2 separate regions of the Homo sapiens genome follow, and region 1 is linked to region 2. The links are chromatin contacts, found by Hi-C or POLR2A ChIA-PET in ENCODE. All regions are on one chromosome and are shown on one strand. The core of a region is the stretch at or near the end of the contact, and the rest is flanking DNA. Distances in the headings are between cores, read along the strand shown. Region 1 holds the start of MOB2 (MOB kinase activator 2). Region 2 overlaps TSPAN4 (tetraspanin 4).

Evidence for each region. Hi-C counts contacts between places; a loop is a spot of excess contacts on that map. ChIA-PET counts read pairs that join two places held with the same protein, here RNA polymerase II (POLR2A). Pooled maps may share reads with other maps.
Region 1: a pooled map shows a loop between it and region 2 (7-fold over the local background). The contact joins the promoter of MOB2 here to the enhancer-like site in region 2. A Hi-C loop is called at or near these places in 1 of 37 single-sample maps with no recorded cell type and 7 of 50 pooled maps. POLR2A ChIA-PET finds 5 or more read pairs at or near these places in 7 of 52 experiments (A549, HEK293, HepG2 and 4 more).

What each region holds. Positions count from the first base shown.
Region 1 is chr11:1,484,469-1,488,153 of GRCh38, forward strand. MOB2 (MOB kinase activator 2) reads right to left here and starts at 2,311. Exons shown (of 5, transcript NM_001172223.3): 1 at 1,979-2,311. The coding sequence starts at 2,088.
Region 2 is chr11:858,357-861,809 of GRCh38, forward strand. All of the region lies in intron 3 of TSPAN4 (tetraspanin 4), which reads left to right. Among named protein-coding and RNA genes, the nearest start is that of TSPAN4, 17 kb to the left of the region's middle. RefSeq lists enhancers at 569-1,102, 1,103-1,636, 1,637-2,169, 2,170-2,704. Within about 2 kb of position 1,495, at least 10 of the 41 ENCODE cell types and tissues checked have a DNase peak (open chromatin) inside an H3K27ac peak, as active enhancers do.

The DNA.
Region 1 (3,685 bases), core at 1,061-3,560, 630 kb after region 2:
GCCTGAAAGTCAAGGCTCCCAGTGACCCCTTCCCCCAAGACCCGGCCAGGCAGAGCCCCCAGTAGCCACCCGGTACAGAGCCTGGGTCTCAGCACACCTTGCTGCCCAGGGTGCACGCCACGGGCACCTCCTGTCACCCCAACATGCAGGGAGGGCACCACATGCTGGGGTGCTTGGCGCCACCCCCACCCCTACATTTCTGATGTGGCCTTCTGGGTGTTGAGGGGGGGCCTGAAAACTGCATTTCTAACACCGTGTTCTAACCCGAGTTCTCCCTGGGTGCTGATCCCACTTCTGTCACACGGCCTCAGGCTGAGGGGTGGGAAGGCCTCCGGAGCCCCTGTCCATCTCTCAGCACAGCCTGCACTGCCCACAGGCTTCAGCCAGCTGGAAGCTGTGGAGTGTGGCTTCTTTTCTTCTGAGTTTAATTGTCTGCCCCCCCAAACAGGTCAGCAGCCCCAGACAAAGCGAGCTTTTACCAGCCTACTGTGCCCTCTGCAGAGGCCCATTGAGAAGGAAAAAGCCAAGATGGCACAAGGAACGCCCGCAGACATCCCAGACCAAACGTCCAAACAGGCAGGTGCTGCTGCTGTCCTAGAACCTCAGCCCCACGTGGCCACCATGCTCCACTGCGCCTCGGCCCCTCCATGCATCCAGCTCCCAGCCAAGGTGGCTTCCTCATCGCTTCCTTTGAAACCTTCCTGAGCCCCAGGGAAGGGACTCCGCCCGTCTTCCTTAGGGCCTGGCTGGGCTCCAGGCCTGCCTCTGTGTCTCCTGTGGAGCTGCCTTCGGCATTTGGCCTCAGACACACAAGCACACACTGGCACAGGCACACACACACACACGCCAGTCCCCTCACACCACTGATGTCAGGCACCATTCCTGATTTGAACTCACGAGTACTGCCAACTTGCCCACACATTTCCAAAACCTCACAGTTTCACCTTAAGATAGGACATCCTAGGCAGGGTCACCGGCCGGCACTCTTGTGTCTACTTGTGGAGCCCTCCCTGTTGAATGCACAGGTGATCGGGAGATAGGGAAGGAGCCTATGAAGAGAAAGATGGAGCCGGGTGCCCAGGGACAGGCAGAGGCACGGAGATGCACACGGGTGCCGCAGCCCCCGGCCCTTGGAGGGCACGTCCAGCAGGCCACGCTCGCCTCACACCCCCACCAGGCAACCCCACCCGGGAGGACACACTCACTGCTGCAGCTGGCTGTGCCTGCCCCACTCCCCCGGCCCCTCATGCCCACACACGGGTGCACACTCCCACACACACGGGTGCACGCTCCCACACACTTGGGCGCACACTCCCACACACGCCCCTGCACACACCGAGCTGAGTGGTGTGGGCAGGGAGGCACCCCCGCAGCAGGTCAGAGAAAGTACAGGTGAGAAAAATGTCAAAAATGGATTTTCCGGCAACATCCCTATGGCAGCCAGCACAAAAATAGGCACCCGGGAACCCCATGCCACTTCTCTGGACAAGGCCACACAAGGACAGACTCCGGGTCACCTCTGCCTGGGTGGCTGAAGCCCCTGCCCAGGGCACAAACAGCCGCACGCTGGGACAAAGACAGGCACACCTGCTGGCGGCTGAGGAACCACACCCTGTGGGTTGCGGGAGGACAAGGCAGGCTCCTGTGCCGGCAAGGTGGGGTCAACCCCGAAGGTCGAGGACACCAAGACCCGCTCCTCTCCCACAGAGCAACAGGAAGTGCAGGCGGCTAAGGAAAGCCCCACTGGGCAGGGCTCCAGAGCAAACCCGCCAGGCTGGCCCGGGACTGCACAGCCGCCTCTGCCCTGGACAGCTTGCGTGTGGCCCAGCACAGCTCGCTGCACAGCCGCCGGCCACACTGGGAGGGCAGCCACGGACACAGTCCGCCGCCTCCCCACCCTGACCTCCTTCCTGGGGGCAAGAACAGGGCAGACAGATGTGCTACACACCCCTCCCCCAGCCAGGCTGGCAGGTGTTACCTGAGCACTTTGCTGACAGCCTGAAGCACCATTTTGCAGCAGAGTCCACTTTGCAGGGACTGGCCGGGCCGGGCTTGGTCTTCAGGGAGACTGCAGTGGTCTCCCAGCATGAGTGGGCGACGGGAAGGTGGGGAGGAGAAGCGGGGCGGGGTGCCGGCTGGCCAGCACTCGCAAATGCCTGCTGCCGGGCCCTCCAGCCTCACTCCCTGGCCAATGGGACGCCTGGCAGAGACAAACAGCTGCCCCCTTTCCAGAGGCAAGGGCTGGCCAAGGCTGGTGAAACGAGGGAGCGTCTGAATTGGCCTTTTCCAAGTGGCATGGCTGCCAGAAGAGGCGGTGGGGGTGGGACCAGAAGGGAGGGGACAGGGCCGTCCTTGGCCTGCAAGAAGGGTCCATCAGAAAGGTCCTGGGCTCCACCTCAGGCTGCCAGAAGAGGCGGTGGGGGTGGGACCAGAAGGGAGGGGACAGGGCCGTCCTTGGCCTGCAAGAAGGATCCATCAGAAAGGTCCTGGGCTCCACCTCAGGCTGCCAGAAGAGGCGGTGGGGGTGGGACCAGAAGGGAGGGGACAGGGCCGTCCTTGGCCTGCAAGAAGGATCCATCAGAAAGGTCCTGGGCTCCACCTCAAGGTCCTCTGCTGCCAAGCCCCCAGGAAAGGCCTTCTGAACACAGGCAGCAACTCTGCTGACGAGCTCCAGGTCGATGGCACTCCCCTCTCCCTTGTCCGGCCCAGCCTAGCCCAGTCAGTGCTCGGGCCAGGGACGGACAGACGGACAGACAGATGGGCCGCCCTGCCCTGCAGTGTGTACGCAGCTGGAGGCACTCAAAGTGGCTTTCCTGCTGGATGGCCCTGGAGAGAGAAGGGGCCGACCAGCTTCTGCGGTGCCTGGACGGTGCTGGGCTGAGGCTGCTGCCAGCCAGGACCACAGGGCACCCAGCCCAACAGAAATGCCCACAGCAGCTCCCCATGGGGGCGCACAGAGCGGCACGGCCCCGGCCTTCCTTCTGGCTGGTCTGCACACAGGAGACCACCACATCCTGAAAATGCAAACACCTGAGAGGGCAATGCTCTCTCCTCATCCTGAGTCAGCGTGGACCCCACTGGCAGTGACAGCCCCCTGACAACACGGGGTCATCAGGAGCATCCCCCACCCGCATGGGAGCCATACTTCCTGTGCTTCCTGCCAATCAAGAGACCCCAGCATCTCCAGCCACTGCCCCTCAGAAGCTGTCCCAGCACCTCTGTCGGTGTGAAGCCCTGTAGGAGTCAGGACACAGCCTGAGGTACCAGCTGCTGCGGGGAGCACAGAGCCATCAGGAAAGCAGCCAGGGTAGGCTCACCCCCATCAATACCAGCCCCCATGGGAGTTGTGGTGTCTGGACTGCACGCACACACACAGCCTGGGCGCACGGGGAGACAGCACACCAACCCAGCACAGACACACTCTCCAGGAGCCACAGCAGAGGATGGCCCCAGGCCGGCCCCCGCCTCCCTAAGCAGCAGCAGCAGCAGGCCCAACAGGCTGCAGTTTCATTTTCCCCACTAGGCCAGTCCCTAAGCCATGCTCTGAGCAGTGCGTAACTGGTCTCTACAGAACAAACAGCCCGGTGAGGCTCAGGACGTCCATGCGCCCACAGGCCTTCCTCTGCCTTGGCAAGGCCATCCCACAGCCCTGTGGTGCCACACGCACCTAGGCACCGTGCTCACG
Region 2 (3,453 bases), core at 245-2,744:
ACCCTGGGGCTGTGCCCCAAGCCCAGTGCTCCCAGTGAGGACAGATTCTCTTAATTAGGGATGTCCCCTGGCACTTCTGCCACGGAGCTGGCCTCTGGTCCTGCACACTCCAGACACATCCACCCTGGCTCACACACACCCTGGCTCACATGCACCCCGGATCCCACCCCCGCTGACACTCACCCCGGTTCCCATGCACCCCAGGCTCACATGCACTCCCGGCTCACACGCACCCCTGCTCACACGCACTTCGGCTCACACGCACTCCGGCCCACACGCACCCCGCTCACACACCCTGCTCACCCAGTTCCCACGCACCCCAGGCTCCCACGGACCTCCGCTCACATGCACCCCGGTTCCCACACACCCCAGGCTCCCATGCACCTGGCTCACATTCACGCCCGCTCACACGCACCCCGGCTCACATGCACCCCCGCTTGCATGCACCTCGCCTCCCACCCCCGCTCACACGCACCCCCGGCTCGCATCCTGGGCTCCCATGCACCCCCGGCTCCCATGCACCCCTGGGTCACACGCATCCCCGCTCACACGCACCCCAGCTCTCACGCACCCCCGGGCTCACACCCCCAACAGCTTGCACCCCCGGCACACATGCACCCCGGCTCACACGCACCCCTGGGTCACACGCATCCCCGCTCACATGCACCCCAGCTCTCACGCACCCCCGGGCTCACACCAACAGCTTGCACCCCCGGCACACATGCACCCCGGCTCACACGCACCCCCGGGCTCACACGTGCCCTGGCTCACACGCACCCCTGGGCTCACATGCACCCCGGCTCACACGCACCCCAGGTCACACGCATCCCCTCACATGCACCCAGGCTCACACACCCACCCCCAGCCCACACTCATCCCCGCTCACACACACCCCCACTCACACACACCCTGGCCCACACGCACCTTGGCTCACGTGCACCCCGGCTCACACGCACCCCCCCTTTCACACGCACCCCGGGCTCACACGCACCCCGGGCTCACACGCACCCCCCCTTTCACACGCACCCCGGGCTCACATGCACCCCGGCTCACACGCACCCCCTCTCACACGCACCCCGGCTCACACGCACCCCCCTCACACGCACCCCGGGCTCACACGCACCCCGGGCTCACACGCACCCCGGGCTCACACGCACCCCCTCTTACACGCACCCCGGGCCCACATGCACTCCGGCTCACACACACCCTCACTCATGCACCCCGGGCCCACACGCACCCCAGCTCCCATGTACCCCTGCTCACATGCACCCCAGCTCCCATGCATCCCGGGCTCACACACAACTTGACTCACACGTCTCAGGTTCATGCATCCGTCCCCTGGTGCGTCTCCGGGCCGCCCTCCACCGGGCTGTGCTGGCTGCCACCCCCAAGCCTCTTCCTGGTCTCCTGGGAAGCCTCCCCTATCACCCTAAGCTGCTTCTGGGGCTGGCTTTGCTCAGAAGCCACACCCAGGCTGGGCACTGTGCCCAGGTCTCCTATTGGCTCCCTGCAGCCACGAGGGGCTGTGTGGTCAGAGCCAGCAAGTCAGCCCCTGCCTCGGTACTCCCAATCCTGGGGCCCAGAGCACAGGGGTGACCCCTCTTCCTGCACCCAGTCTGTCCAGCTCCCCTGTGCGCTGTGCCTGGCCTGCTGGGGAGGGGCTCTGGGCGTGGGTGTCAGAGCTCAGCAGGCACCAGGAGCCAATGGCTCAGCAGAGCTTCCCAAGATAGGTCCTGCGCTGGCAGCCTCCGGACAGCGTTCTGTTTTGAACTTTAAGCGGAGATGCTACCTCTGGAAGGCCGGGGAAGGACAGAGCCTGCCTTCTCCCCAGGATGGCCTGAGCGTGTGTGGGACTTGTGGGGCCCCAGCAGTGGGGGGAATCTGCTCTGAGGGGATTTTACCCTGTGGAGCCCAGAGGGACCGAAGACACCAGTGACAGGCCTGGCCTGAATCTTGGGGCACCAGCAGCCATGCTGGCCCTTGGGCAGGGAGCTGTGTCCCATCTCCCCAGCACAGCCTCCTGCCTGCCAGCCAGCCAGTAAAAGGGTGGCGGCCTCCAACCTCCAGCCTGGCGCTGGCTGATGCACTGCTCAGGGAGGGGCAGGTGAGCGTGCACACGAGGAGGGGGCATCTCCCACCCCCAGGCCCCCTGAGGCAAGAGTGTTGGGGCTCATGGGCCCTCCGTGGGCCCTGCCAGGGTGGAGGCCCCAGGCCTGTCTTGAGCTGGGCTGGTGTTGCAGGTGGGGGTGGGGCGGCTGCTGGTGGCCAGCAGCTATCCCAGCCTTGGTTTCTGTCTGGAAAGTGGGGTGTGAGTCTGGCCACTGGGGCTTGGGAGGCTTTTATGGGGTGACTTGGGGCTTCTGGTAGTCCCCCGGGAACCCCCAGAGCCTGGGGTCTGAGCCTGTCCTCAGGCATGTGGTCTGGGTGCTCCAAGGGGTTTCATCAGGTTGAGGGGTGGCTTTGCCAGCCCATTCCCAAGTCCTGTCCAGTCCAGGGTGGGGCAGGGATCCCCCAGGGCTGCGCGGCCCTTCCCCAGAACCAGTCAACCGTCGGCACCCCAGGACGTCTACCCACCACCCACCTGGGCACCCACGCTGCAGACCGGGAGCTGGTCAGCATTTTCGGGGGACTGCTTGTCCCGTGCCCAGGCCTGGAACATATCTCCCGTCTCATCCTGAAACGGCCCAAGCCCGAGGCCTCTGTCTGAAGGTGGGGTCCTGGCGGACCCCTGCTTCCCTTGAGGCCTTGCTGGGCCAGCAGCCTAGCACCCTCTCTCTGGGCGCAGCACCCCCTCGTCTCCCCCTGCCTCTTCCTGTTTTAATTGATTTTTATAAGAACAAGCACTTAGGAAACACAGTAAGAGCTCTGGCGGTTACAGACACTGCAGGAGGTGGCCCTCCGGGTGGCAGGTGCTCCTGTGGGACCCGCCTGCTTTGTTCCCACCAGTGCCCATGTGGCTGTAAGAAATCATAACTTGGCCGGGCGCGGTGGCTCATGCCTGTAATCTCAGCACTTTGGGAGGCCGAGACGGGCTGATCATGAGGTCAGGAGATTGAGATCAAGACCATCCTGGCGGCTGGGCGTGGTGGCTCACGCCTGGAATCCCAGCACTTTGGGAGGTCGAGGTGGGTGGATCACGAGGTTGGGAGATCAAGACCATCCTGGCTAACACGGTGAAACCCTGTCTCTACTAAAAGTACAAAAAATTAGCTGGGCGTGGTGGCGGGCGCCTGTAGTCCCAGCTACTCGGGAGGCTGAGGCAGGAGAATGGCGTGAACCCGGGAGGCGGAGGTTGCAGTGAGCCGAGATCGCGCCACTGCACTCCAGCCTGGGTGACAGTGCGAGACTCGGTATCAAAAAAAAAACAAAAAAGACTATTGTGGCTAAACCATCTCTACTAAAAATACAAAAAATTAACCGGGTGTGGTGGGGGCATGCCTGTAATCCCAGCTA